Regions from separate parts of the Mus musculus genome. Here regions 1, 2, 4 and 5 are each linked to region 3. Evidence: chromatin loops called from intact Hi-C (ENCODE). Cell type or tissue: heart. All regions are shown on one strand. Region 1 holds the start of Fbxo42 (F-box protein 42). Region 2 holds the start of Szrd1 (SUZ RNA binding domain containing 1). Region 3 holds the start of Dnajc16 (DnaJ heat shock protein family (Hsp40) member C16). Region 4 holds the start of Plekhm2 (pleckstrin homology domain containing, family M (with RUN domain) member 2). Region 5 holds the start of Ddi2 (DNA-damage inducible protein 2).

Evidence for each region. A loop is a pair of places that touch in the nucleus more often than their neighbours do. Peaks named below come from ENCODE experiments on the same cell type or tissue, not always from the same donor. Only the 100,000 strongest peaks of a DNase experiment are listed, where the experiment ranks them.
Region 1: it touches region 3 in a loop (2.7-fold over the local background); 2 of 42 quality-filtered maps call a loop at or near these places.
Region 2: a loop joins it to region 3, with 3 times the contacts of the local background. A loop is called at or near these places in 2 of 42 quality-filtered maps.
Region 4: it touches region 3 in a loop (4-fold over the local background); 5 of 42 quality-filtered maps call a loop at or near these places.
Region 5: it touches region 3 in a loop (7-fold over the local background); 18 of 42 quality-filtered maps call a loop at or near these places.

Annotation. Positions count from the first base shown.
Region 1 is chr4:141,144,986-141,149,985 of GRCm38, forward strand. Fbxo42 (F-box protein 42) reads left to right here and starts at 2,937. Exons shown (of 10, transcript NM_172518.3): 1 at 2,937-3,194. In heart, CTCF peaks have their summits at 2,847 and 3,658; DNase peaks (open chromatin) are centred at 2,916 and 3,396; H3K4me3 peaks cover 2,746 bases; H3K27ac peaks cover 2,306 bases.
Region 2 is chr4:141,135,618-141,140,617 of GRCm38, forward strand. It overlaps Szrd1 (SUZ RNA binding domain containing 1), which reads right to left and starts at 4,179. Exons shown (of 4, transcript NM_001025608.2): 1 at 4,075-4,179. The coding sequence starts at 4,125. In heart, CTCF peaks have their summits at 2,322 and 3,047; DNase peaks (open chromatin) are centred at 3,074 and 4,204; H3K4me3 peaks cover 2,038 bases; H3K27ac peaks cover 2,322 bases.
Region 3 is chr4:141,788,013-141,793,012 of GRCm38, forward strand. Dnajc16 (DnaJ heat shock protein family (Hsp40) member C16) reads right to left here and starts at 2,632. Exons shown (of 15, transcript NM_172338.2): 1 at 2,578-2,632; 2 at 877-1,061. The coding sequence starts at 1,043. In heart, a CTCF peak has its summit at 2,903; DNase peaks (open chromatin) are centred at 2,739 and 3,689; H3K4me3 peaks cover 1,798 bases; H3K27ac peaks cover 1,733 bases.
Region 4 is chr4:141,661,464-141,666,463 of GRCm38, forward strand. Plekhm2 (pleckstrin homology domain containing, family M (with RUN domain) member 2) reads right to left here and starts at 2,683. Exons shown (of 20, transcript NM_001033150.2): 1 at 2,398-2,683. The coding sequence starts at 2,457. In heart, no CTCF peak of the experiment used is centred here; DNase peaks (open chromatin) are centred at 2,158 and 2,728; H3K4me3 peaks cover 2,136 bases; H3K27ac peaks cover 1,861 bases.
Region 5 is chr4:141,720,553-141,725,552 of GRCm38, forward strand. It overlaps Ddi2 (DNA-damage inducible protein 2), which reads right to left and starts at 2,867. Exons shown (of 10, transcript NM_001017966.2): 1 at 2,505-2,867. The coding sequence starts at 2,642. In heart, no CTCF peak of the experiment used is centred here; DNase peaks (open chromatin) are centred at 2,919 and 4,249; H3K4me3 peaks cover 3,155 bases; H3K27ac peaks cover 1,758 bases.

The DNA.
Region 1 (5,000 bases), 640 kb before region 3:
AATTCTCTCAAAAACCCTCCAGATGGGCTGGGTATGATGGCAAATACCTTTGATCCCAGTACATGGGAGGTAGACGTTGAGTACATCTCTGTGAGTTGGAGGCCAGCCTAGTCTACAAAGAGAGCTCCAGGCAAATTAGGACTTCACTGTGAGACTCTATCTCAAACAGAAAACCACAAACAGACAGATATGGCACGCCCTCTGGTGCATAGTAGCTGTTCACTAAACATGCATCCGCACTCTGGTGCATAGCAGGCGTTCACTAAACATGCATCCGCACTCTGGTGCATAGTAGGCGTTCACTAAACATGCATCCGCACTCTGGTGCATAGTAGGCGTTCACTAAACATGCATCCGCACTCTGGTGCATAGTAGGCGTTCACTAAACATGCATCCGCACTCTGGTGCATAGTAGGCGTTCACTAAACATGCATCCGCACTCTGGTGCATAGTAGGCGTTCACTAAACATGCATCCGCACTCTGGTGCATAGTAGGCGTTCACTAAACATGCATCCGCACTCTGGTGCATAGTAGGTGTTCACTAAACATGCATCTGCACTCTGGTGCATAGTAGGTGTTCACTAAACATGCATCCGCTGAATCCCCTCTTAGTTCTCAAATTCCCAGTTCATTCTTTTTTTTTTTTAATTATTATTTATTTATTTATTTTGGTTTTTCGAGACAGGGTTTCTCTGTATAGCCCTGGCTGTCTTGGAACTCACTCTGTAGACCAGGCTGGCCTCGAACTCAGAAATCCGCCTGCCTCTGCCTCCCTAGTGCTGGGATTAAAGGCGTGCACCACCACGCCCGGCTCCAGTTCATTCTTTTATTCAACATATATTCAGTGAGTCTCCGCTGGGTACTAGTCTATATATGATGGATATTAATGATAAAGCTTTTCGTCAAAGCAACAAAACTCCCGCCTATCTTTGAGCTAAGGGTAAAATGGTTCTGTATTTGAACTCTAACATGACCTAGCAATTCTCCCCACCTGTACCCCAAGTCAGCGCTTCTTTGTGGAAGAGCTCTGGTTGTCCTGGAACTTACTCTGTACACCTGGCTGGCCTCAAACCCAGAGATTCACCTGTCTCTGCCTTCTGAGTGCTGTCATTAAAGGTGTGTGCCACCATAGGCCAGTAGCAGCCTTGTTTTAATATATATACATATATATATTTAGATTTTGTTTTTATCTATGCTTGAGTGTGTGTGTGCTGTGTGGGTGGGTGCCCAAAGAGGTCAAATAGGGTGTCAGACCCCCTGGAGCTGGTATTAGACAGTTGTGAGTAGCTTGTAGGTGCTGGCACATGAATGTAGGTCTTCTAGAGAGGGGTAAGCAGATTCTCTTTTTTTTTGTTTTTCTAGACAGGGTTTCTCTGTGTAGCCCTGGCTGTCCTGGAACTCACTCTGTAGACCAGGCTGGCCTCGTACTCAGAAATCCACCTGCCTCTGCCTCCCAAGTGCTGGGATTAAAGGCATGCACCACCATGCCTGACGGTAAACAGATTCTTATTGCTGGGCTATCTCAACCTAGCGTGAGTTCTTAGAACATGTTATAACTTAGATTACAGGGCTGGAGAGACGGTCAAGACATGTACTGCTCTTGCAGGACCACCCAGGTTCAATCCCTAGCACCCACATGGCGGTGGTAGGGTCACAACTGCCTATAATTCCAGTTCCAGGGGATCTGACACCCTCTACTAGCCTCTAAGGGCACCCACACACGTGGTGCACAAGATATGCTCAGGCACACGCAATATTTACTGTATGTATGTTCACAAGTGTCATTGTTTGAGAATGAAGATCAGGGTGGAAACTGTGGGAGTTGGCATTGGTTTTCTCCCTCCATCATGTAGGTTCTAGGCATTGAACTCGGGTCTTCAAGCTTGGGGGAAGCACCCTTACCTGCTGAGCCATTTTGCAAGCCAAGACTTCTTTCTCTTTTTCTTTGAGACAGGGTCTCATTATGTAGACCATGCTGGCCTTGAACTCAGAAATCTACTTACCTCTGCTTCCCAAGTGCTGGGATTAATAGTCAACCACCATGCCAGGGCAATGGAATTTCTTAGTTTCTCACTTACTGCGTGCCAGAGTTTTTTCTAATGTTTATATGAGGAACATAAATGTTTTTTTTAGATTGAGGTTCCTCAAAGTAGATTCAAACTCCTGGATCAAGCAATTCTCGCCCTTAAACCTCCTGCATAACTGGACTTAAAGGAGTGTCACCAAGCCTCGTGGTACTTTTGACCTAGTACCACGTCTCACGGGCTATACAAGCCTAGGTCTACTTTATCCCAGGGCTATTCGCTTGATGTCTCAGAATGCTCCAATTGCACAAGAGCTTGAGCTCTCTATGTCTGGCATTTCCTTAAACCACATCTGCAGGGATGGGTTCTAGAAGGTTCTCACCTACACACAGCTTTCTTGAAGTGAGACTCTTTTGTGGGAGCGGGACCCCACTCCTCGGTGATGGCCACACTGGGAAGCACAGAGAAACACACAGGCTTGTTTCCTCCCAGGCTCCGCTCTACACCGGGAGTTTTGAGACTGGGTTTCCTCTTTTTTTTTTTTTTTTTTAAAGTTGGTAGCAACATAGCTGCTGCTACAGTTTCCAGAGGCTCCAACGCCGGGAGCTTCCTCTCCCTGGGGATATCTAAAAGGCACTTCCGTTCCCCATTGCCCTTTCTCTACGCTCAACCCGTGGGTACCTGGGGGCACAAGTGCCTTAATCTAAGTCTGCACTATCAAACAATCGGAAAAACAGCTCAGATACCAGCGCTCAGCCGCGCCGATCCTGATAAGAGTCCTAGAAAGCTCCGCGCCCTCGGCCCTTCTCAATATGGCGCCGCCCAGCGGCCGCCGCGCGGAAGGCCGGTCACGCTGACGTGTGTGCGCGCGCGCGCGCTTCCTCCGCGCCCCGCCTCAGCGCATGCGCACTGCGCGCTGTCGTCTCCCGGTCTGAGCAGCAGCGGCGGTGGCATCAGGGACGGCGGCGGCGGCGGTGGTAGCCGCGGCGGCGTTTGAGTGGAGGAAGATGGCGGCTCCGGGCGACCCCGGGTTCCGCCAGCGGTGAAGATCCCCCGAGCACAGCAAGCACCGGCCTGAGGCAGAGCGGCTGTGCTCTGGCCCCGGCCCTGGCTCCTTCGCCACCGTCGCCGGAGACGCGAAACCGAGAGCGCGGAGCGGTCTGGGCCAGGTGAGGCCTCTCCCGGTGCGGGGCCGCGGCCAGGCGCCGACGCCTCTTGCGCTTCATGCCCGGGGACCCCGGGGCACCCCGAGTCCGGCGCGGGCCCCGTGTCCTGCGCGGGCGTGGGTCTTGGCGGGCCTGGGGTCTTGCTGTCGTCATCCTCGGCTTCCCAGGCTAAGGTGGGGACGTGCGCCCCTTTGCAGCCAGCTCTCGGGATGGGCGCAGACCTGTGCCCTCTCCTCAGCAGGGTGGTCCGGGTCCTCCTCCAGGCCGGGAAAGGATGCGCGGTCAGGGGGTGGAGAATGGCTTTCGGGGTGTCATGGAGCCTCACCCCGCCCCCTGAAACCCTGAAGTCCTCGGTGAAGAGCGGGAGCCCGCTTGCTGCCCTCCTGAATTGGGGCTGCGGCGAGGGGGCCGGCGGGCGTCTCAGAAGCTGCAGCTGCCCAAGAGATGATTTTTTTGGGGAATCGGCTGACGAAATAAAACACAAGCAGTTCCTTCCCTGACCCCTAGCCGTCTGAGTGTTCTCTTAGTGGGAACTGCAGCTCTCCTGGCTGGAGACAGCAGTCCACGTTGTGACTGAAGAAGGCTTGCCCCGGTGAGAATTGTCCGTGGAGGGTGGCAACGAGTTTGTAAATCAAGAAAACCACAATTAGGTGAGAGAGCCTGGTAGCTTCAGCTGAGAAAACTTGAGATGCTGGAGTTGGTTGGAAACCTTTGGAATAAGCCGGTTGCTTTGTCTGTTGGATCCTCGGAGTTTTAGTAGGAAAAGCCATGTTTCGTTTCTCAGTTGCCAAAGCGTTTGGACTTTACAGTGGCAGCGTTCCGATGGATCTAAGATACAGAACCAGACAGACACATTACTGGGTTTCACTTGCCGGAGGCAACACTCGATTATTTTTGTTATTTATTTATTTTTCTCGGAACTTTTTTGTTGTTGTTTAAGTGGTAGTAATTGAGAGTCTTTAGTTTCATTTCTTTAGGGTAGAGAAGATGTTTGATGCCGGGTGGCCTTTTCATGGAGCAAGAATGGCTTCACATGGATTTGTGCTGTTGTGAATTGTCGGGGCCATCTCTTTTGCTTGGACACACCAAACGTCTTTTGTAACACATCGGGTTTTGCTTGTGTTTAAGAATGATGACATCATGGATTTAAAGGGACAAGGATAAATTGGCGAAGAGATACCATCACTTAGAATTCAGTCTGTAGCTCTTAAGCTGGACAGGGATGCCCCTTGTGTCATATTTCTGACAGAGAGTATTCAATTGTCTAGTCTGGTCGGGTGTCCTTTCTGTTGCATGATAATCAGTTTATATCCCGTAGCTGTTTGCTTAAGAAATAAGCCCAATTTACTATAGCATTCATTCTACATTGAACCGTGAGAGCTTTATGTATGCACTTCCCCTTAGTGACAAGTATTAAGTTAAGATGGCAATTAGTTCATTTAATATTAGCTAGCTCTTTGACCATTTTTCCCTTTCTTAAATCCGTTTTCTTTTTTATAGAAGTGTGTAGATCTCCTTAGTATCTTAACTAAAGATGTATGTTGAGCCAGGAGTAGGGACTCAGAGGGCCACTCTGCCTATTATTTTGCTAATAGAGGATTGTGGAATCAGTGGTGGTTTGACATCATGTCATGTCTCTCCCCCCCTACCCCCCCCATCTGTCTCACCGCTGTACTACAGCATCAGGTTTTGGTGGAATGCTGGGACATCATTCACTGCACAGCATTTCGGCTTGTTTCCTTACGTGTCTCAGGTGCAACATGAGAAAGCTCAGGAAAACTGCAAAGGATGGCATGTTTGTTTGTTTGG
Region 2 (5,000 bases), 650 kb before region 3:
AGCTTAAGGCTGGGCGTGATGGTGCACGCTTTTAGTCCCAGCACTCAGGAGGCAGAGGCAGGCGGATTTCTGAGTTCGAGGCCAGCCTGGTTTACAAAATGAGTTCCAGGACAGCCAGGGCTATACAGAGAAACCCTGTCTCGAAAAACAAAAAAAAAAAAAAAAAACCAACAACAAACAAACAAAAAAAAAAATGTTCTTCCTGTTAGCTGCTTAATTTGAGGGGGAAAAAAAAATCAAAGGAAACCCTAGGGATCCAGGGAGAGGCGGCAGTGCATTACAGCCACCAGCCTAGCTCCACTGTCACCACCTTTTCTAGCTGGGGTGTTTTATCAACAAGAGGAGATAGGCCATTTCCACATCATATTTCTTTTGTCTAAACAAGTGGCGTGTATAACTAGCTTCAAACCATCAGAACCCAAGCTGAGTGTGGTGGCACACATCTTCAATCTCAGCAAAGCAAGTGGATCTCTGAGTTTGAGGACACTCTGGTCTACAGAGTGAGTTCCAGGATAGCCAGGGCTACACAGAGAAATCCCGCCTTGAAAACCAACTGCTGATCTACTTTCTGGAGCAGGAAGATGTCTTCCAATTACAAACTGCTCTCATCGCCATTTGAGACTTGCTGAAGATAGAGGCCACAGGTCAAAGTCGGAAGCAGGAGTCACCTCAGGTGGTGCCTGTGCTCAGCATGCACAGGGCCCCAGGCCTGACCCTCAGGGCACTCCCTATCAATAGGCCTGAATCAACCATGACTCAATTCTAAGTTTTCACATCCCCACCGGGCACATTTTAAAAGAAGCAAGTCTTGGTGAAAGGTAAATTATACTCTCTGGACTGTCTTTAGAGTGTGGTTCTAGCCTCTCTGAAGGAAACTCGCAAAGGAACGATTGCACGCAGATGAGCTGCAGCCTGGTTAAAAACCCACCTGAGGTGATCCTTCAAGCCGGCCCTCCCATCAGTGGACCACCATACCCTACCCTGGGTACTCAAGGGAAAGCCTGACGTCAGCTCCTGAGCCAGCTCTGTTGTGCTGGAGGGCAGGGATCCCGCTGGGTCTGCAGAGCCTGGTCACTCAGCTTCCACCCAGCCAACTCCCAGTCACTGAGCCTCTGCTTCCACCCAAGGTTTCTTCTGGTTGCTTGTTTGTTTAGGCCTTTCTTTTTGGAGGGTGGGCACATTTGAAACTCATTGAGGGGAGGGAAGGGAAGGGAGACAGGATAATGTAAAGCCAAGAATGTTCACGCCAGCCACCACCCGCACCTCAAAGACACAGAGAGTCAACTGGATGCATGCAGAGAGCATGCTGCTCCCCCTCCCCCTCCTCCTTCATGCCAAACACATTGGCATTACTCAAGGGAATCGAATTCATGACAGTCTTGAGAGGCCAGGCGTGGAGATGTCTATAGTGCCAGCATCTGGAAGGCTGAGTCTGAATACTAGGCTCTGTCTGCATTTGAGGCCAGCCTGAGCTACAGTGTAAAGCCTGACATTCACAAACAGCACATCTTCAAATAAAGACCCGAAGCCGGGTACCTGGGAGGCTTCAAACTCCTTAAGAGTTTATGGAGAACCAAACCCACACAGTGACTGTGTAGCCAGTCAGAGCTACACAGGGAGACCTTATGTGGTGGTTTCAATGAGAACAACTCCCATAGACTCTTAAGTTTGAATGCTTGCTCTCCAGTTTTTGAGACTCTACAGGCACTGCCTTGGTCAGACGGTGTCTCTTCACAATGAATGGACAGTAACTATGAGTCTCTGTCTCAAAAAAAAAAAAAAAAAAAATCAAAACCAAAAAAAAAACCAAAACCAAAAACCAAACACATTAAAGCAAACATATTAAAAATGTAGGGCAGTGTCTGGAGTCTGGAGGGATGGCTGAGGGGTAAAGAAGTGCCCACTGCTCTTACAGAAGGCTGGAGTTTCCGTCCCGGCACTCCCATCAATGGCTCACAGAGGTCTGTAACCCAGCTACAGAGGATCCTACGGCTTCTAGCATCCCCGGGCACCCACACATCCACGAGTCCACGAGCAGAGAATACACATCCTCACTTTCTCTGGGAGTAGTGGCGCCTGCTTCCAATCCCAACACACAAGCAGGCAGTGCTCTGTGGTTTCCAGACTAGCTGGTCAACAGAGCTAATTCCAGGACAGCCAGGGTTACATGAAAGCTGTAAAAACCAGGGTTTGGAAACCCATTCTTTTCTAAATAAATAAATAAAATCAGAAGAAGAAAAAAAAAACAGTTTTTTTTTCCTTTCCTATTTTTTTTTTAAATACAGGTGACATGAGGGGCATTTGGGAGACACTCCTCCTAGTGGCAGGCCATAAATGCCTCTACCGGAAATTGTGCATTTTCTGGCAGAAGTCACTATTGCACACACTTCCTTTTTTTTTTTAATATTTATTTATTTATTATATGTAAATACACTGTAGCTGTCTTCAGACACTCCAGAAGAGGGCATCAGATTTCGTTACGGATGGTTGTGAGCCACCATGTGGTTGCTGGGATTTGAACTCAGGACCTTTGGAAGAGCAGTCAGTGCTCTTAACCGCTGAGCCATCTCACCAGCCCCTGCACACACTTCCTAACAGGCAGCACACACTCAAAAAATATAGGTGGAGTGAATAAATACCTAAGCGACACCTGTTAGTCTCTATAAAAATCTTATTTGTTGAGTGTGGTGGCGCACGCCTTTAATCCTAGCACTCTGAAGGCAGAGGCAGGGAGACCTCTGTGATTTTGAGGCCAGCCTGGTCTACCTGGTGAATTCCAGAAAAGCCAGGGCTATATAGAGATCTTGTCTCAAAAACACCAAAACCAAACAAACACACACTTTCTTGATTCAAGGGGAATGTACCTTAAACCTCTATTAAATAATCGCTGAACCAAGCAGGCCTTCCAAGGCTCGTTAATGCTAAGTCGAAAAGCATCACCAATCTTTCGAGAAATGCTGAACTAGCGGAAAAAACTTCGAGGCCAAGTTTCAACATTCCTGTGAAGATACACCACTGCTGTGCTGGTTAGAAGCGCTAGGGGAAGACAGACCCAACTCCTCCTCTATCCTAGTATATGTGACTCCCCACACATAAACTTTTGAGGTGAATGTCACCGGAGCGGAGCCCAGCCCAGCCCAGCCCAGCCCGGCCCGGCCCGGCCCGGCCCAGCCCGGCCCAGCCCAGGCGCGGACACATGGTCACCAAAGAGACATTTCCGTCTCCACGAGGGTTAGCTTCGAACCTCAAACTCTGAAATTACCACGAGAATCACGAATCTAATAGAGGAGTTCCTACTTGGGATAATTTTTCCTTTTCCTGTAACTTTTGGGGGCAAGCAAAAACTCTCACTCGCATCATACCGATCGGTAATCTCCCCTTCTCGCAGGCATGAGGCTATCTTACAAATCACACCCTTCTTCCTTTCCCTTCCCTCCACTCAGAAGAACGTAGTCCGAGATCCTTCCCACTGCGCAGATCTTAGGGTGGGTCCCGGGGAAGAGCAGATGCTTTGCAGAGTTTAGGGGAGCTCTGCTGAGATCCCCGGAAAACTCGGACTAAAACTGAAAGAGGAAAAGGGAAAGGAAGAGAAAAAACCAGGCTCGCTCACCGCGGCGGAAGGCGCACAGCGGCGGGGGATTTCGGCCCAGAGCCCAGTGGTCCCAGAGGACACATGGTCGCTTGCTCCCCGCTGTCTCGGGGCCTCCTCCCGCTCTTCCTCCGAGCCAGGCACTCCACCCGAGCCCCTCCCTCACCAGACGGAGCTCAAGAACTTTAAAATGGTCCCTAGGGCGCGGGGGACCAGAGAGAGTTGCCCCGGGGTAGAAGGTGGGGCGCCCAGAGCGAAGCGCACACCGCTGGGCGGAGAGGCACCCGGCAAAGGTGGAGAGAGAAATGGAACGCGGCCCCTTTAAGAGGCCTTCACGGCGATCCGGGACCGGGGGCCTCTCTTCCACCTCCGGCCCGGCGTGGGAGACCCTTCCTTGGGGAAAACTCTCCCCAGACCCACTCCCCGGAGGCTTCCCTCACGCCAGGTCCGCCCAGCCCTACCGCGGGGCGGCAGCTCCTCCTTACCCCGCTGTCTGCCGCCTCCTCCCAGCTCTCAGCGACCTCCTCATCTTCCATCTTACTCGCCGCTTTCCCTCCTCCCCCAACCCCTCCCCGCGCCTGCGCCTTGAAGCGCGCCTGAGTCGCGGGCGGAGGCACGCAGGGCTTTCCTCAATGGACCACGCCCCCTCCCCCAGCCCGGAAGAGGCGCCCGGCCAGGTCCTCCACTCGCCTGGTCTGCCATCTTGGAAGAGGGCAGGGAAGTCAGATCGGCCTCCATCTTTCATGAGGTCAATACGCTCGCTGGTTTACTGAATGAGAGAGTTCAAGTGACGTTACCTGCTCCAGTTCGGGAACTGTGTGCTTTGGAACCATCGTTTCTTAAGGGCAGGCAATGATTGAAAATTAATTTTTTTTTCAAAAATTGAATCTCAAAAGAAAAAAAGTGAGTCTAAGTTTTTCTAAGCTACAGGTCACATGTTTGTTTTACAGCATTTTTTTTTTTTTTTAAGGTGTGCGCCACCACACCCGGTAACCAGTCATACTTTTTTTTTTTTCTAAGATTTATTTATTTATATGTAAGTACACTGTAGCTGTCTTCAGACACTCCAGAAGAGGGAATCAGATCTCGTTAGGATGGTTGTGAGCCACCATGTGGTTGCTGGGATTTGAACTCCAGGCCTTTGGAAGAGCAGTCTGGAAGAGCAGTCGGGTGCTCTTACCCACTGAGCCATCTCACCAGCCCTGTTTTACAACATTCTTGAGACATTTCTATACTTAAAGAAAGGATTAAAAAGCATCTTTGGCCGGACGTGGTGGCGCACGCCTTTAATCCCAGCACTCAGGAGGCAGAGGCAGGCGGATTTCTGAGTTGGAGGCCAGCCCGGTCTACAAAGTGAGTTCCAGGACAGCCAGGGCTACACAGAGAAACCCTGTCTCGAGAGGAAAAAAGA
Region 3 (5,000 bases):
CATTGTGGCTGCTCTCAGGAGCACTCCTAGCACTGGAGAGGCAGGGGAATCTCTGTGAGTTCAGGGCCAGTCTGCTCTACATAGTGAGTTCTAGGCCAGGGGGGCTACATGCTAAGCCTCAAAAAGTTCTGGTAATTCTCTTAAGGTGTCTTTAAAAACTAATACACTTGCTTCTTGAATCTATTAAATTGGAGGGCAAAAGTATGTATTCTAAACATTTTAAAAGCTTAGAGACTTAGAGAATAAAACTCTATGTTCCCTGTAGCATTTATACTCATAAAGAATTGCTTTCTAGGGGCTGGAGAGATGGCTCGGTGGTTAAGAGAGCACTTGCTGTTCTTCCAGAGGACCAAGGTTTGGTTCCAGTACCCACATCAAGCAATTCCCGACTCCCTGTAACTCCATCTCCAGTGTGTTCAGCAGTCTCCTTTGAGATATACACATCATTAAAAATAAAGTATTACCAAAAGAACCAAAAACCCAAGTCAAAAGAGCTGGGTGGTGACGCACACGCCTTTAATCTTAGCACTTGGGAGGCAGAGATGGGCAAATCTCTGAGTTCAAAGTCAGTCTGGTCTACATACAAAGTGAGTTCCAGAACAGCCAGAGCTACCCAGAGAAACCCTCCCCCTGCCCCAACATACAAACACGAACTCCCTCACACACAAAGGAAAAATATGTTTAAGGACCAGAAATCCTCTACATAGCACAGGAGCGTCGCTCACCGCCTTGCTTCCGTATTTGCTCTAGCCTCAATACTCTAGGCGGTTCTACAAATACACTCAACGCAGAGACAGACAAGTCACCCTCATTGAGGCTTCAGCCACCTGCTGACTGCCTAGCGGACGTTAAACTTCCGTTCTTGGGTTCACCTACCATTCCCGAGCGAGCTTCTTATATGCCTTTTTAATGTCAGCCTGACTGGCCGTGCGGCTGACCCCTAGGACTCTGTATGGGTCAAAATCCAATGCAGACAGGCTTTGCAGGATCAGAACCAGAACCATCAAGAATCGCCAGGACACGCCCAACCTTTTCAATTCCATCTCTCTTCCTTCCCAGAGCTGAAATGATCAAGAGGTAGTTTTAAGTTCAAGAGACAGGAACTTGAATGGTCATGCTTCTTAAGGTAGGGAATAAAGATGTTCAAATGAGAGCTAAACACGAGATTTTTTTTTTTTAAGAGGGAATGTGTCAATCTAGTTGACCCTATCTTTAAAACAAAAAAGACCACTATTTTTGAATATCACACACAAGAACTATTATGAATTAAAAAAAAAAAGACAAGTCATAATAGATTAATAGATTAGAAAAGTCCTTTTAAAATTACTGGAAATGAATGCTCTGAAACAAGTGGTGACTCTGAGAATATATCTAGGATATCCAGGAGAGGATATCTCAAATGCACCATTTCATCTATCATAACAATAAACTTAAAATAATTGGCTTCAGAGTAGCTGAGAACGGGTCAAATTAGCTCACAAACTCATCATGATTTCTCATGTACTAAATTACATTCTAGGATCATTGTGGCATTTCTGGACACTAAATAGACATGAAAGTAAAACACCTTAAAATAACTGTGCATTAATATTCAGAAGTCTGCTATTATTAAGAATCCAGTTTCTTATCTAAAGAGAACAGGAAAGACTAGAAGAATAGGCACGGCTTTAAAATGTTTTAAACTACAACTCAGCTGAGGGGTAGAACTCAGTGTGGGTTTTGGAATAATCCTGGCTGGTTGATAAGGAGATAGCGTGGACCTGGAGATACACACACTCACACAGGGGGCTGTGATCTTTTATACCATATGCTGGTTTCATGGGTCCATTTATCTTGACCTCACAGTGTTTAGTAAGGTTCAGTGGCTGACACCTTACTCAGGGGGGGTGGATTTTGACAAGTGCAAGCCATAAACCCTGCTTGGGAGTCTTTATAAACAGTTGACCACTGTTTAGAACTGCACACATGCTAAGTAAAATCCACAAGCAAGCCAGTTCCTGTTTCTCTTTTAAGACAGCCTGTTCTGAGGTACTGGCTAAACTCACCCAGATTGGGGATCAGATTGCGGGGGTGGGGGGCTGTCCACCACCATTCTAGGACCTAAACCTGTGTTCTTGCTGATAGGGTGTGACTGAACACCAGCACCTAGCAGGATCTTTATGGGGATGGGGTACAGTAAAGTGGGTAAGGGGTTTACTAAGCAGAATCCACAGGCAGGGTGGGTGAAGTGTCTGCTGCGGGAGTGGGTGAGGTGGGGACAATTTTTGGCTGACGTTCTCCAGCTCCAGGGGGCCGGCCACAGGATTGGGGACGCGCTGGCCAACAGGTAGCCCTCGGCGTCCCCAAGCGCAGGCGGCGGAGGCTCCCCAGACGCTCCGCAGGACCAAGTCCCGACTCGGGCGCCCGCCCGGGTTACGACCTTCCGGGAGGCGGCCCCCTCCCCCGCCGCCCCGGTTCCTGTCGGCTCCCGGGGCCCCCCGGGGCCCAGCGCGGGCTGAGGACGCGGAGGATCTGACGGGAGATCCCCCAGCTTGCAAGGCCCCGCCACGCTCGCGCGTCAAGCCGGGAAGGAGTTACCGGGAAAGGGCACCGGCCCAACCGGCCGCAGCGTCCGTGCTCCAGTGAATCCGCCGGGGCCGGCGCTTCCAGTCCACACCAGAGAACCTGGGGAGGGGAAGGAGGCGGGGCCCAGGCCCGGGGCAGTCACGTGTCACTTAAAGACCCCACGCCTGCGACGCGCGCACAGACCGGTTTAGGCCGCACACGCGATGAACCTATTTTGGCCTTGACGGTCACCGTAGGCACCTGGATCTGGCGCAGTTGCTATAGGAACGGAGAGCGCTCTCTGGCTGGGTCTGAAAGCTTGCTCTTGACTAGCGAGGCCAGAACGTGCCTTCTAGCGAGGCGGAGTCGCTATGCATCACGGGATACCAGGAAGACCTCCCGGAACCGGGGAGGGGTTTCCACTGGTTGCCAGAAGATGGCCCACATCTAGCAACTGTTGCTAGGACGGGGACGCAGTCGCTGGTCCCAGTTCACTTTGACCCTATTCATAGAATCCTAGAGCGTCAGCGTTTGAGGCGACCTTAGGGATTCTTCCTAGTTCAACCTCTTCATATACTGAAGTTCGGAGAGGGCCAAAGACTTGCCCGAAGCTTAGAATCCAAGGCTCCAAATTCAGTACATCAACCCAAGGATGTTCTAGACTGGAATTTGGACAAGAACTGAGGGAAAGACGGGCGTGGTTGCGCACGCCTTTAATCCCAGCACTTGGGAGGCAGAGGCAGGTGGATATTTGAGTTCGAGGCCAGCCTGGTCTACAAAGTGAGTTCCAGGACAGCCAGGACTGTACAGAGAAACCCTGTCTTGAAAAAACAAACAAACAAGCAAACAAACAAACAAACAAACAAACAAAAGAACCGAGGGAAGAGGGCGTGGTGAATAAGGCTGACATTTTTTTTTTTTTTTTTTGCGCCCGTGACCAAGGGCTCTTGATGTATTTTCTATTCCATGCCTCGTGTTGAGTGAGTTCTTATGTAATCGGTTTCTAAAACACTTACCTAGCATGCTGTTTTTGTTGTTTGCTTTTGAGACAGGGTCTCACCGTGTAATCCTCGCTGGCCTGGAACTTACTAGGTGAATCAGGGTGGTCTCAAACTCAGGAGATCTGCCTGCCTCTGCCTCCTCAAAGAGTGCCGGGATTAAAAGTCTGCACTACCATGCCTGGCTCTCTCTTCTATACATTTAGTGTATATCGTTGTTCTTTGGGCTCTTTCAGGTAGAGCTCTTTCAGGTAAGCTCCTGCAGGTAGAGTCTCACACTTTTCTTGTTCAGCATTGTATCACTGTCTGCACAGACCTTGGTTTGTACAAGCTGCCAGTAAATATTTGAATAGTTAGTTGCAAAATAAATAAAAAATGAAGCTAAAGCCTATCATCGTCATCCCCCCCCCCCCCCCCGCCTCTCGTGCATGCTAGGCGAATGCGCTGTCGCAGAGCTGAATATTGGTCTGTGCCTAAGGCTTTGCTGCTCGAGTGACCTATACTATACCTGTGTTTTGGATTGATTTTCTGCACTGGCACCAGCAGACCAATTTGCACTCACTCATGTTTATTTTTACCAAGCTGAAACTAGGTTATTTAACAGTCTGAGAAATCAGGTGGCAGGGATAACTGCCAAATCCCCAAACAAGCCAGTTTTAGCCAACGTGGTGAATCTCCTTTACTTTGGGGCAACTAACCCCCTTTGAGTTTCTCATTACTGCTCTCCCCAGATTTCCTGTTTGTAAATTCACCTCAGCTGCTCCTCCCGAGTGTACATCCTATTTTATGGAAGGAAATGTTGACTGATGCCCAAATCAGGAAACAAGTGTAATATTATCGTTTGACATATTCCAAGGTGGATTCTTGGCTATGAGTCTATTCTGGTTCTGGTCACGCTGTGAGATCCCTGACACATGTCTACAGCTGTCATCAAGGAATAACTATATCCCTGTCAGGAATGTGGCATAAGGCTAGCAGAGAGAATAGCGTAAGGGGCTAGCACAATGCCCAATTACTTTTTTAAAAATGTGTTTAATTAGTTAATGCATATATGAGCACTCTGTCTTCATGCACAGAGGGAATCAGATCCCATTACAGATGGTTGTAAACCACTATGTGGTGGCTGGGATTTGAACTCAGGACCTCTGGAAGAACAGCTGGTCCTCTTTACCCTGAACCATCCATCTCTTCAGACCTTGTTCAATTACTTTTTTTAAAGATTTATTTATTTATTACATGTAAGTACACTGTAGCTGTCTTCAGACATCAGAAGAGGGTGTCATTTCTCAATACAGATGGTTGTTGAACCACCATGTGGTTGCTGGGATTTGAACTCATGACCTTCAGAATAGCAGTTGGTGTTCTTAACCGCTGAGCCATCTCTCCAGTTATTTCAATTACTTTTTAAGTCGTGGAAATAAGTGGTACAAAACTGAGAGAACATAGGATTAGATTCCT
Region 4 (5,000 bases), 130 kb before region 3:
TGGTGCAGGGAGACACGCACACAGGCATGCAGCGCTGGTGTACAGGCGGTAGTTAGCCACTCAGCTTAGGAGCTAGGACCCTGACTTAGATTCTCTGGAAAAGAGGCCAGTGCTCTTAGCCACTGACCTGGCTATCTGTCCAGCAGCATTTTTTTTTGTTTTGTTTTGTTTTGAATTTACTTTTTCCATCGTGAGTTCTGGAGATTGAACCCAAGTCATCCAGTTTGCACACCAACTCTGGCTTGCAAGCCAGTTTCCCTGCTTTGGCCATCTTACCAGGTCTGCCATGGCTGCTTCAGCCTCGGTGTCTATGGTGGGAGCTGAACTTTTTTTTTTTTTTAAATCTGTTTATTTATTTTATGAATATGAGTACCATGTTGCTGTCTTCAGACACACCAGAAGAGGGCATCAGATCTCATTACAGATGGTTGTGAGCCACCGTATGGTTGCTGGGAATTGAACTCAGGACCTCTGGAAGAAAAGTCAGTGATCTTAACTGCTGAGCCATCTCTCCAGCCCCGGAGCTGAACTTTCTAGCTGTTGTTTTGTTTTGTGAGGTTTTTGTTTGTTTGTTTCTGGTTGGTTGGTTTGTTTTGGTTTTATTTTATTAAATTTAAAAAAATTTAAAAAGATTTATTTCTTATTATATCTAAGTACACTGTAGCTGTCTTCAGAAGAGGGCGTCAGATCTCATTACAGATGGTTGGGAGCCACCACATGGTTGCTGGGATTTGAACTCAGGACCTTTGTCCTGAATAGTCAGTGCTCTTAACCCGTGAGCCATCTCTCCAGCCCTTGGTTTTATTTTTAGAGACAGGGTTTCTTCATTTAGCCTTCCCTGCCTGTGGTAGCACTCTCCTCTGTAGACCAGGCTGGCCTTGAACTTGCAGAGATCCACCTGCCTCTAGCAGCTGAGCGCTGGGATTAAAGGTGTGAGCCAGCACCCGGCTAGTTGTTCAGAGAGAGAATTAGAACTGCGCAGCTTCCTTCAAACTAAATGGCCACCACTAGCTTCCTCTCTTGGAGTAGGCCTTATTAGAAGCAGAAACCTTTTTATTTTTTATTTTCTGTTTTTTGTTTGTTTGTTTGTTTTGGTTTTCTTGTTTGTTTGTTTTTTCTTCAAGATACAGTCTCACTATGTAGCTCTGGCTGTCCTGGAACTCACTATGTAGACCAGGCTGGCCTCACACTCATAGAAACCCACCTGACTCTGCCTCTCAAATGCTGGGATCAAAGGCATGTGCCTCTATGCACAAAGAACCCTAAAGGAGGCAGGCGGTGTGGTACTCATCTTTAAGGCCAGCACTCTGGAGGGAGAGTTTGAGGTTAGCCTTGTCTGTATAGTGAGACTGTTAGAAAAGAAAAGAAAAGAAAAGAAAAGAAAAGAAAAGAAAAGAAAAGAAAAGAAAAGAAAAGCAAGAAAGAAGAGGGCCAGAGAAATGCTTCAGTGGGTGAAGGCATTGCTGCCAAAACTTACACATTGAGTTTGAGTACTGGAATTAACAGGATAGGAGAGAATCAATTCTCAAAAGTTGACCTCTGACCTCCACTCTCCCATTTACATACGGACACACACACAGCTCCTAAAGTATAGTTACACACACACACACACACACACACACAGAAAAAGCATGAAGGCAGGCTAGTCAATCTTCCCCACTCCTCTATTTTTCGGTTTCACTATGTAGTCCAGGCTAGCTTGGACCTCAGGACTCTGCTTTAGCCTCCTGTGTGCTGGATGACAGAGATGCATCACCACACCCAGCCTTCTGAGGCTGGCCTGTCTCCTCACCCCTGTGCGTGCCCTTGACAGGTAGTCATTCCTACCAGGAATTGGGGCAATGACCAATACTAACAAGCCCCAACCCAAAGTGTCATAGTGTCACCGTCCCACGGCTTACCTTCCAAAACTACAACCCTAGACACCTCAGGTCCTCACTCAGAGCTCTGTAACTCGCTTTTTTCTAAACTGCCATCCTGGAGTTAGGACGACTTGGGGATTCCGTGGGTCCCCAAGCAATGTCGCAGGGCACAGCTGGGGTGACCAGCAGGTGCTGGTTCTCGGCCTTTGCCCCGAGGGAGGGAGGGAAGATGCAGTGGATTCCTCGAGGATGCTCTCCCTGCCCCGTCCTACCCGCAGCCTTCCCGAGGTGTCACGGGCCAGTCGCGGGAAGACAAGGCCGATTCGGGCACCGGGGAGCTCCGAGGACGCTGACCTCAACTTTGTTCTTTAAAAATAGCTCGGAGGCCGCGGCGCTCCCGGGAGTCGCCTGCTTCTCCAGCAGGGCCCAGGGTCGCCAGGACGACAGTGGCCCGGGGTCCCGGTCATGGAGGCGACCCGGGGGGGACTAGCGACGGGGACCGGGGAGGGGGTCGGGGCCGAAGGAGGCCGCTCACCTTCTTCACCGACAGCGAGATGTTCTCCAGGATTCGGTCCTTCACCTCCCGCGGCTCCATGGCGCTGCCGCCGCCGCCCCGCCGCCGCTTCCCACGCCGGGAGCCCGGGGCCGCCGCCAACCGCTGCCGCCGGCCGTGCGGGGGCTCCGTCGTGCCGGCCGCGGGCCCCGGCGCCCGCCGCCCTCGTCTCGCCTCGCCTCGCCTCGCCCGGGCCTCGCTCCGCCGCCGCCGCCTCCCGAGCGCCGAGCCGGGAAGGAGACGCGGGCCCTGCGCGGCCGCAGGAACTGATGTCAGGCGGGGCGGCGCCAGCACCGGCCGGGAGGGACGGCGGCGACCAGGCGGGCCCGCCTCCTCCGAGACCCGGGGCGATGGAGACCTGGGAGCTCAGAGATCCGGAGCCCCGGGGACCTGCAGACCTAGGGGACTCACACAGCCCGGATCGCATAGACCCAGGACCTCACAGAGCCAGAATCGCATAGATCCGGCACCGCAGAGCCTCGGGACCTCAAACACGCTGGGACTCAAAGACTTCGCCTCCCACTTCCCAATCCTGCACAAACTCCTCATGAGACCCTGGGAGCTCACCGATCTCCAGAGCCACCCTGCTCAAAGACCCCGGGAACCTCACAGACCCCGGGCCCCCTCCCAGCTCCTCTGAGATACCGTATTGTCCGTGTTGTCGTTCCCCTAACCCCTTGCAGCAAGGCCCTGCACGGGCCTAAAAACTGCCCCAGCTCCTTAGATATTGCTCCCTCTCTCCTTGCCCACACTTCCCTTCCCTGTAACATTCAAAGGCTCTCCTTCCAGGACCCGGCCAACTCCTTGAAGACCCCACTCAGGACCAGGACAGACGGGGCCCCTCCCTCATTCCAAACCTGACATTCCTCACCCTTGCCCACAAGGGGCCCCAGATATACCCGAATACTCGAGAGACTCTGGAGACAAGGCTTGGCCTGGCAGAGACACCTACCTATTCCTTTCCAACTGCTCCACGCACACCCCAGGGTTCCGAGGTTTGGACCGCCTAGAGCCACTCCAGCACCCAACGTTGCCCTGATGCCAGAGCTCAGCCCTCCATCCTCTCCAACACTCCAATTCACCGTTCTCAAGGTATCTTCTACTTCCAAAACAAGCCCTCTTCCCTATCGGCCCTCACACCCTCTGTCTTGGCTAGTTTTGTGTCAGCTCGACCAGGGACACAAGCTAGGTTCATCTGAGAGGAGAAAAACTCAGTTGAGAAAACGCCTCCATAAGATAAGGCTGTATGACATTTTCTTAATTAGTGATTGATGGGGGGTGGGAGGGAACACAGCCCATTGTGGTGCCATCCCTGGACTGGTGGTCCTGGGTTCTATAAGGAAGCAGGCTGAGCAACGTAGGGGAAGACAAGCCATCAGCTCCTGCCTCCAGGTTCTTGCCTGGTTTGACTTCCTGACTTAGCATCCCTCAGTAGACTGTAATTCGGGACATGTAAGCCAAATAAACCCCTCCTCCACCCCCAAGTAGCTTTGGTCATGGTGTTTCATCATAGCAATAGGAAGGTGACTAAGCCGGGCAGTGGCGGCGCACACTTTAATCCCAGCATTCCGGAGGCAGAGGCAGGCGGATTTCCGAGTTTGAGGCCAGCCTGGTCTACAGAATGAGTTCCAGGACAGCCAGGGCTACACAGAGAAACCCTGTCTCGAAAAAACAAACAAACAAACAAAGGACACACCTCCCTCCACTGTATCCTACTGCAGGCTTCCCTCCATCAGCCCCAAGTCCAGCATAATTCACTGAACACATGCCCTGCCCAAAGGCACCAGCTCTATCTACACTTGGGTTCTGATTCCTACCTGGATCACTTCTCTAAGTTTGGTCCCAAAATAAACATAACCTCACAGAGCAATAAATCCAGTCTTTAATTCTCAGACACCAAAACTCTCCCTTCTGGCTCCCTAGTCTTCAATCGTGAACTCACCCCTAAAGTCCCCCGTGGAAGCACTAATTCTATCTACAGCCTACGGAACAGAGGACCTCACCCCTTTCCTGACCTCCAAGGAGAGCCCGACCATGTGATAGTTTTAAAGTTTGGTTTCTCTAGGACTGGATAATGGATCAAATAAACTCTGGAAAAGGAAAGAAAACCTGGGATTCCTGCATTCCTTCCCACTCGGGGCCTAGCTAGCGGCTGCAGGACTCCATACTACAACCAAGTGTTAGCCAGGCAGTGCACACCTGTCATCTCAGCACTTGGGGAGCGAAGGCAGGAGGACTTACAAGCCATCCTCAGCTACACAGTGAGTTGTAGGCCAGCCTGGGCTACTACTGAGATCCTGTCGCAAACAACAACAAAACCCAAGCGAAAACATTAAGCCATGCCTATAATTTTTGTCTTATTTCCTTTCCTTTCCTTTCCTTTCCTTTCCTTTCCTTTCCTTTCCTTTCCTTTCCTTTCCTTTCCTTTCCTTTTTCCTTTCCTTTCCTTTCCTTTCCTTTCCTTTCCTTTCCTTTTTCCTTTCCTTTCCTTTCCTTTCCTTTCCTTTCCTTTCCTTTCCTTTCCTTTCCTTTTTCCTTTCCTTTCCTTTCCTTTCCTTTCCTTTCCTTTCCTTTTCCTTTCTTCC
Region 5 (5,000 bases), 67 kb before region 3:
CAGCTGACTGTGCGCACACATGCCTAATACATAAAACAGGCATTTATGTATAAGGTGCTGTGAGCAGGGTGGAAAACACTTCACTTACGGGGCTATAGTAGATATAACATGAGAATAATAAATTAGAACAGAAACCATCTCCACCTGCACATGTGATTAAAGTGGGACTCTGAAGCCAAGCCAAGAGACCGGAATGGAAGAAACTCAAGTAAACAGACTGAATGAAAGCTGAGAGGAAGGGACAAAACAGAAAAACTGGTTAGGGAGCTCAAGACAAACAGACTAGGACTTAAAAAACAAAAGACTATCATGTTTACTTTCATGATCCAATGAAAGGAAGTGACTCAAGTGTCTGGGGTGGATCCTGTTCCTGCCTGAGGGGGGCTAGCCAGTGAACTAGACAAGTGACCCCCCACTTAAAAATCAGCTCTTAAAATAGACACTGAGTTGTCAGGTTACATAGAGCCAACAGCACTAACCTGAAAAACAGGGTGCTGTTTACAGCTATTTAATACAGGCTTACCACTGTTGGGAATCCGGGTTTCTGCATGCCAATTTGGGTTGGGAAGAAAGTCAACACCGAATTTACTTAGAGAAGAACTTAGAGCTAGCCTAATTGTTCAAATGGTACCCTTCAAACTCCAGACTAAAGACTGAACCCTCCTTAACCATACAATTATGATTCAGCCTGCTATCCCCTTTAGTTTACTTAACATTTTCTGCAGACATCGGAGTGCAATGGGCTGGGCAGGGAGCGTGTAAGACAGCGGTAGTGCTAGCTAGGATGACGTGCACACAGGATGGAGGAAGAGAAACAGCAGAGAAACAGCTTCACCCTCTGTAGACCTCAAGTCCTACCAACAAATTCAACTTAAAATTACTCCCCATCAGCTGGCAATTATAACTTGGGTCATCAAAACACCCTACACACACACACACACACACACACACACAAAAATTGAAAAAAATTTTTAAAAAAAACTTCAAAACTGAAAACTGAACTTGGGCATGATAGTGTATTCTTGTAATCCCAGCTGTACAGGAGCCTGAAGCAGGAGGGCTGCTGTCTGAGACTAGCCTTGACCCCACAGTTGAGACCTTGTCTCAAAAACAACAACAACAACAAAAAACCCAACAACAACAACAAAAAAAACCAAAGCAAACAAACAAAAACCAAAAGCAGCTGGTTGTGATGGCTCAGGCCTTAACTCCAAACATTTGGGAGGCAAAGTCAACAGGGATCTCTGAGTGTAGATGGGAGCCAGTGTTTTATATAGTGAGACCTGCCTTAAAAACAAAACAAACAACAACCAGCAATTAATCAATCCTCTAAAAAGTCAAATCTCCCCCAGCCCCCCAAACTCCCTGGTCCTAGCTTGCCCCTGCTACCTGTATGAGGAGGCTGACCAACAGGAATGGGGTCCTAGGTTTTTGTGGGTTAATTTTTCTGTGGAAATTGGGGGAACTGTTTATTCCCAACTTTTGCCAGACCGCGTATGTGAGTGACACCTCCTTCCCTAAAATAGATCCTTCCAGAAAGAGCTGCATGCCAAGGTTCTAAAGTTCACATTGTGTGAAGGAATGGTACTTCTGAACACAATATTGACACGCAGAGTTTACCGTAAGTCAGGACAGAACAGGCAGTCGTTGGGCAACAGTTTTTGGAACTATTTCATAATTGCAGAAGGAAATCAAGATTTACATTCTGGGGCCTTGGGAGCTGTCTATAATTTTCTGGTGTTTAGACTACACCCAGCGGGGGCCACTTTGGTTAGAATCTTAAGGGATTTAGTGCAAAGGTTACAAAATAGTCCACCTATTGTTTGATGAAGTCTACTAAGGACACCAAAGCATTTTGAGAATATATTTTCTTGTTAAAACATGAGAAGGCTGAACTCCTGGCCGCCGAATCCCTCGGGGGTCTTCAGACAGTAGGCCATTTTCAAGCTAATATCCTTCGAAAGCACTGAGCTTTGAACTGACCCAACTAAACTGGGCCCAGAAAGGAGGAGGGCTTTGGCCTGAGAGAAGCAGACAGACTGAGTTAACCTAACCATTACTTTAATTAATATATGACATATATATATGTGTGTGTGTGTATACATATATAATAAATTAACCAAAAATGTATGCATTTCCAGAGACGTCAATGGCAGAGTGAGTCTCAAACTTTTTCCCCTCACTTTCAACCGCAAATCTGCATTCTCCCAGGTAGTAAACTGCGCATATTGGAGCGGTCCAAATAAGCGAACCCCAGGCAGGCGTCGTTCTCCCAGTGATCCAAACTGGTATTTCTGGTCGGAAAGTCAGGAGATCCCGGATGAGGACCCAGGCTCCCGAAGGCCAGAAGGTGGGGAGGGCTGCCCGCCCGCGCACGTGCCCCTCTAGCTGCAGTGGGTGCATCCACGGGCGGCTGCAGGACTCGGCCCCCGCCGGCCCCCAGCTCCCCCCGCCCCCGGCCACAGCGGCCGGAGGCCCCCGCTCGCTGCCGCACCCCGGCGTACCTGGCTCTCGGCGGCGGGGATGCCGGACTCGAGCTCGCACAGCGCGCGGAAGTTGTGCAGCTCGAAGTCGGCGTCGACCTGGAGGGAAAAGGTCACCTCGGAGAGGTCCCTCCGCACACAGTACACGGTGAGCAGCATGGCCCGGGCCCGACCCGGCTCGACTCGGCCCGGCCTGGGCGCTGGGCGGAAGGCAGTCGGCGGCTGGGGAGACCTGGCGGCAGCGGCGGGAGGGCGACGGGCGCGGGCTGCTCGCTCGCTCGCTCGCTCGCTCCTTTCCTCCCTCACACGCGCGCAATGACTCACTCGCTCCCGCCCTCGGCAGCCAGCGCGGCCGCCGCCACCCGCCTGCGACGCCGTCTGCCTGCCTGCCGGCCTGCCTCCCACCGCTGCCGTCAAGCTCGCGGGCCGCCCGCCCGGCGCCCCGCCCCGTCGCAACGCCACGGCCGTAAAGCGCGCCAGGCTGCCGGCAGCCTTCGCGACGCTAGGCTGTGGGGCAGGGCGGGGCTGGGGAGACTGGAGGGAGGAATGGGGATGCGGGGTGGGGGAACCCCACGATTTAATGCTTGAGCTCCGGAGTATTCCAGGATCCCAGTCCCAGTTAGTCATCCAACGGGGACCTACTGTGCGAATGGCGTGTGCATAAAAATGGTTGAAAGACAAATTAAGCACATCTTTCTAAAACAGAGTTTTCGTAATGGAAGTTGTCATTTCAGTAATATTAACTCGGTTTCGACTTGGTAATGAATGTAGGACGAAAATCCAGATCCTTTGCTGTGCTCGAGGCCCATCCCAGCCTGCGGGCTGGCATGGCTGCGCTGGCAGCCACACACACACAGCACAGTTCTTAGTTAACTCACTCTCAGACTGCATCCAGCACTGGACGTTTACTGGGTACGGTTTAGAATTTACTCCGTATACTGGGACTGGTAGCGCAAACCTGTAATCCCAGCTACTCAGGAGGGTGAACAGAAGGCTGGCAAATTCCAAGCCTGCCTGGATCATAAGTGTTCCAGTCTGAACAATTTACTTTAATGGTATAGATAAAATACCTTGTTGACATCTTGCCTACCAGGACCAAGCTCAACCTCAGCAGGACAAAAAGACAGTACTTGGGAAACAGTCGTTATTTTAGTGGCCACTCAATTCATAAGAAGATGTAGATACCAAGAATGGTAAAAATCCGAAAACATCTCCCGGGCCCACTAGGGTGGTCCACATTTGTAATCCCAGCACTCAGGAGTGTTTGGTTTCCAGTCCTGGATTAGGGGCTGAGGTATGCATTGTACAAATCAAAGGCTCAAGGTTCTCCTGACATCCCTCTGTCCCTACCTGGCAGGGACTCAGCTGCCCTTCCCCCAGAGACTCTTCTGCATTTAATACAGATATCATATCATATATGATATCATTGGTCTCTCTCTCCCCCCCACCCCCATTCTCTTTCTTTCTTTCTCTCTTTCTCTCTTTCTTTCTTTCTTTCTTTCTTTCTTTCTTTCTTTCTTTCTTTCTTTCTTTTCCCTCTTCTCCTTTCCCTTCCCATGGCGACTAATATGGCTTCCTTCCTCTCCTTCCTTGGGACCAGTGAATTCGTCCTCCTGACAGAAGCTTCCCAACCCAACAAACCCGCATTTACGACGAGCTAATCTGTCTTGAATTGGTTCATTTCACCATCATCCAGGAGCAGAGACTGCAGGATCACTACAAGCACAAGGATTTCCACTCCTGGCTCCGTGGAGCGAGGAGCCTCCTCCAGCAGAACAGGAAGGAAATGGGAAGCAGGGTGGCTGTGGATGCTGCAAGAACTTCACTTTGCAGAAAAGACAGAATACATAGGCGCAAGACTTTTACAAAAACAGAAGTGGAGACGCTGGGACCACAGGACAGGGCTGAAATCAAGCATCCGTGACAGAAAGCCCAGCTGCTGTGCCAAACGAAAAGAAAATTGCAATGAAAATGTCAGCTAGAGAGCCTTTCAAAATGGAGTTAGGAAACTTAAGTAAGGTTTGTGAGGATGCCAGATGCCCCACAGGATGTGAACTCCAATCACCCCACTGTGATTGCGTCTCCACAGTTAGTGGGCACCAAGATGTTTATTGTGGCATGAATTGTTCCTTTAGAAATTTAAAACTGTAAACCAGGCAGTGGCGGTGCACATCTTTAACCCCAGCACTTGAGAGGAGGCAGAGGCAGGTGGATCTCTATGAGTTCCAGGGAAGTCTGGTCTACAGAGAGAAACCCTGTTATATGTATGTGTGTATTGGCTGCATGTTTGTCTGAGCACAAGTATGGATAGTGCTGGTGAGGAGGAAAAGGATGTCAGGTTCCCTGGGTCTGGAGTCGATGGCCGTTGTGAGCTGACATATGGGTGCTGGGAACTAAATTGGATCTAACCTCTAGAAGGGCAGCCAGTGCTCTTATCTGCTGAGCCATCTCTCTAGCAGCCCAACCCTTTTTTGAGAGAGTGTCTCACTGTGTAGCCCTGCAATTTATTGTGTAGAG